Linked DNA regions of Homo sapiens: region 1 is linked to region 2. The links are chromatin loops, found by intact Hi-C in ENCODE. Cell type or tissue: gastrocnemius medialis. All regions are shown on one strand.

Region 1 (2,500 bases), 590 kb after region 2:
TGATTTTTTAAGTGTCTCTTTCTATTGTCTTCACTTCCTTACACAATGGGCAGAGGCAGGAGGAGCAGAGAGACAACTGTTTACTAACTGATTGACTTGCTGATGCAGCTCCTTCTTGGTCCACTGAGGCGCCTTTATGGAAGCAAAGAGCAGCAAATGTTCCCGGACGGTGAGGTTGTCCAACAGGATGTCCTGCTGCGGACACACACCAAGCTCCATTCTGACCCTCGACAGGTCTGTCTGTAGGTTCTTGCCATTGATGATGATGGTTCCAGAAGTGGGAGGGTGGAGCCCCGTCAACATGGATCTGCCAGAGAAAATAAGACAGCATGGAGAATACGCGTTGCTGATACTGTGAACGTCAGCAATCCAGTCAGCTCCAGGATGGCGCATGCATCCTGCCAAGAGCACTCACCTTCTGCTGACCTGGTTTTTACACAATCAGTTAAAAGGTGTGAGTAGTTTGAGGGTACATTGGCTGGTTGATGTTGAAAATGTGAGTTTAACATGTTATGCTACCACATGAAATAAAAATGCTCCTTGACTTCTGATTGGGTTATGTCCCAATAAACCCATAAAAAGTTGAAAATATTGTAAGTCAAAAATCTATTTACATCTAACCTACCTAACATCACAGCTTAGTCTAGCCTACCTTAAGTGTACCCAAAACATTTACATTAGCCTACAGCTGGGCAAAATCATCTATCACAAAGCGTATTTTATAATAAGGTGTTGAATATCTCTTGCAATTTATTGAATATTGTACTGAAAGTAAAAAGCAGAATGGCTGTATGAGTCCTCAGACTATGGTTTCTACCTAATATGTATCACTTTCACACCATCATAAAGTCAAAATATCATTAAGTTGAACCATTGTAAGTCTGAACTGCAATCATAGAGCATTATAGTTGTATGGGACTTTAAGATGATAACATTCAACTTTTTACAGATGAGGAAACATGCTAAAGAAATGACATATATACCTAAATCCTCATCATTAAATATAAGCAAAACAGAGATACAAAGCTAGGCCCCAACCCTGGAGCCAGTCTTCTTTCCGCTGCTCCCGGGATAGTCTGTGTGTGTTAAAACCACAAGAAATCAAGCAGCCTGCCACCACAAGCTCACATGACCGACTTTACCAACAGAAGCCTCAGAATTGCCTAGTTCTGCTTCCTTGTTTCAGGAAGTTTATTATTTAAGTTTTAAATTGGTTTCTTATTTCTGAAAAGTTAAACATGCCCCTACCACACAGGACCTAGCAAATCCACTCCTTAGTATTTACACATGAGAAATTAAATGTGTGCCGACACAAAGCTGTATGCACAAATGTTCACAGCAGCTGTGTTCACAATCACTGACAAAGAGAAACAACCTCAGTTGCAACCCATGGATGAAAACATAAAGAAGCTGGGTTGCCTCCATATGGTGGATACCACTCAGCTGTCCCAAGGAGCAGGCTGCTGGGCCACCACCACCATGCCTGGGTCCCCAAAACAGTCTGCTGAGTACAAGAAGCCAGACATGATCCCATTTACAAGAAATTCTAGAATAAGTAACCTAGTTTTTAGTGACAAAGAGCAGATCAGTGGTCACATGAAGGCCAGGGTCAAAGGAGAGCACAGGAAACCTTGGAGCAGCATAGAAAGGTTCTGTATTTGTGGTGCTTGTTCCGGCACTAACCAAATGTGTCAAAACTCATCAAACTGTACACATCAACAGATACTGTTTACTGCACAAAAATTAAACCTCGATGAACTTAAAACTCTTTGCTATATTATTTTCAAACCTATCTGGGGGATACTATAAAATAGTTTATACACATTCCCTAGAAGTCTCAAAGACTGTTGTTTTAAATAGTGAAGACCCCCCCGTCTTTGACTGACCTCTCAGCCTTTCATCTAAGAATTGCCAGGTGGAGGCAGCCACTTAGGATGACTCAAAATGTACTACAAATGTACACTAAAAGCAACACAGTCATTGAACTTTAAATCATCTAGAAACTCCAAATGCAATTCTCATCATTCTGCTAAACAAGCAGCCCAGGTTTTCCTTGTAAGAAATGTGTCTTAGTAAAAGCAGGGTGAGAGGAACTGGCTGGCTGAGTCATTATTTGTGCAACTTGTGGTTTCCCAATTTTCAAACACTAAAAAAAACACTCACACGCTTTTCCAGGTCCATTTCTGTATCCAAGGAACAAATAAAAACTGTCCATATTCTTTCTTTCTATTTTTTCAGTATGAGATTTCTGAAGTTTCATGTGTTATTTTTCTACCTTTCTTATTAAGTCTGAGGCAAAGCCCTCTTCATTGTTTTAACTAATCACACTTTAATACTACATATTTAGTGAGAAAAAGAACAAAAGAGAAAGTGATTTGTTCAAAAGAGATATTTCATAATTTTAGTAGTTTAACCTTAAACCTCCACTTCTACAGCCAGCCCAAGGCTGTGAATGTTTGAATTCATTGTTTCTCTGGGAGCACATGATTTGATTCTTTAA
Region 2 (2,500 bases):
TTAAACTATAAAAACCATGGAAGATAACCTAGGAAATACCATTCTGGACATAGGAATGACCAAAGATTTCATAACACAGACACCAAAAGCAGTGGCAGCAAAACCCTAAACTGACAAATTGGATCTAATTAAACTAAAGAGGTTCTGCACAGCAAAAAACACCATCAGCAGAGTAAAGAGATAACAACAGTATTTGCAAAATATGCACCTGAAAAAGATCTAATATCCAGAAGTTATAAGGAATTTAAATTAACAAGCAAAAAACAAACAATCCCATTAAAAACTGGTCAAAGGATATGAACAGAGACCTTTCAAAATACATACACACAGCCAACAAGCATATGAAAAAATGCTCAACATTCACTAATAATTAGAGAAATGCCAATGAAAACCACAATGAAATATTGTCTCACACCTGCCAGAATGGCTACCATTAAAAACTAAGAAAATCACAGCTGGAGAGGTTAAAGAGAAATGGGAAAACTTATACACTGCTGGCGAGAATGTAAATTAGTTCAACCACTGTGGAAAACAGTTTGAAGATTTCTCAAAGAACTTAAAACAGAATTACCATTTAACCCAGCAATTACATTGTTGGATATATACCCAAATGAATATAAATAATTCTTCCATAAAGACACATATGCACACATGTGTTCATTGCAGCGCTATTTACAATAGCAAAGACATGGAATCAACCTAGATGCCCACCAACAGTAGACAGGGTAAAGAAGATGTGGTACATATACACCATGGAATACTATGCAGCCATAAAAAATGAAGGCAATCATGTCTTTGGAGCAACATTTGCAGTAAACCATTACTAACAAAGGAACAGAAAACCAAATACCACATGTTCTCACTTATAAGTGAGAGCTAAACATTGAGTACAAATTGACACAAAGAAGAAAACAATATATACTGAGCCCGACTTGAGGGTGGAGGGGGAGAGGAGGGTGAGGATAGAAAACCTACCTTTTGGGTACCATGTTTATTCCCTGGGTAACAAAATAATCTCTATACCCAGCCTCCACAATATGTAATTTATCTATATAACAAACTTGCACATGTACCCCTGAAACTAAAATAAAAGTTTTTTAAAAAAATGTGGAGAAACAATGAAAATGACAGATCACCTCTTATAAGAAACAATGATAGGCAGAAGGCAGAAATGAATAATATAGTTAAATTTTTAAGGGAAAAAAATCAATCTATAAGTGTATAGCCAATTAGCCCATCTTAAAAATTAAGAAATATGTATGAGGACATTTTCAGACCAATGAAAGAGGAAGGAATTTCTTGCCAGCATAATTGCACTAGATAATATGTTAAAGGAAGTGCAGGATACAGGGAAATGTATAACACTAGAATCAACAAGAATTAGAGTACTGAAAATGATTTTTTAAAAAAACTGGTGAATAAAAAATATGAGTCCCAGCCTGGTAATTCACACCTGTAATCCCAGCACTTTTGAAGGCCGAGGTGGGAGAATCACTTGAGGCCAGGAATTCGAGAGCCTGGGCAACAGAGTGCGAACTCATCTTTCTTTCAAAAATTAAAAATTAGCCAGATGTGATGTGTACATGTAGTCTCAGCTACTCGGGAGGCTGAGGCAGGAGGATTTTTGGGGCCCAAGAGTTTGAGGTTACAGTGAACTATGATTATGCCATTGTACCCCAGCCTGGGTGACAGAGCGAGATTTGGTATTGATTTTTTTAAATTGTAAAGGTAATGTTATGGGGCTTATAATACATATAAGAAAAATAAAACAAAATATGGAAGTTAAATATAACTACATGTGTCAAGTTTTTCTTTGTAAAAAAACATTTTATGTGAAGTGATACAATGTTACTTGTTAGAAGACTGTAAGTTAGGAAGACATATTTTAATCCTTAAAACAACCCAGAAAATTAATTTAAATGTAACAACAATGCTAAAAATATGATAAAGAAGTTAAAAATAAATATTGGAGTATGTTTGATTAAAACAAAAATTAAATAGGAGAAACAGAAAACAAATACCAAAAGACTAAATCAAGATGTATCAATAATTACACTAAAAGTGTGAATGTAATAAACATTTCAATGAAAAAGTAGAGAATTTTAGCAATTACAAAAAGTAAGATGCCACTATTTTCTCTCTGTAAAATATATGCACTATAAAAACAAAGGTACAAAGATGTTACAGGAAGGCAGGGTAAACAGAATAGAATTATCCCAGTAGCAGATAATAATTATAGATAGATAAATGCTTCTCTGGCTCTGCTTAACAATTCTTAAAATAAAAGACACAAACGAAATATATATATATATAGATAGATAGATAGATAGATAGATAGATAGATAGATAGATAGATAGATGTAACTTCTCTGTATCTCAGGAGAAATCACAATAATGTTTATATAAAAGCAATCATCTACCAAGGAAAAAATTTACTATGACTGGCATTGGTATGAAAGAATACCAGATATTTACAGAGGCAGAAAAATAGGAATCATAA

What was found. A loop is a pair of places that touch in the nucleus more often than their neighbours do. Peaks named below come from ENCODE experiments on the same cell type or tissue, not always from the same donor. Only the 100,000 strongest peaks of a DNase experiment are listed, where the experiment ranks them.
Region 1: it touches region 2 in a loop (6-fold over the local background); 1 of 110 quality-filtered maps calls a loop at or near these places.

Annotation. Positions count from the first base shown.
Region 1 is chr7:48,389,728-48,392,227 of GRCh38, reverse strand. ABCA13 (ATP binding cassette subfamily A member 13) reads right to left here. Exons shown (of 62, transcript NM_152701.5): 38 at 89-307. Among named protein-coding and RNA genes, the nearest start is that of ABCA13, 220 kb to the right of the region's middle. In gastrocnemius medialis, no CTCF peak of the experiment used is centred here; a DNase peak (open chromatin) is centred at 1,087.
Region 2 is chr7:48,983,688-48,986,187 of GRCh38, reverse strand. No RefSeq gene overlaps it. Among named protein-coding and RNA genes, the nearest start is that of CDC14C, 60 kb to the right of the region's middle. In gastrocnemius medialis, no CTCF peak of the experiment used is centred here; no DNase peak of the experiment used is centred here.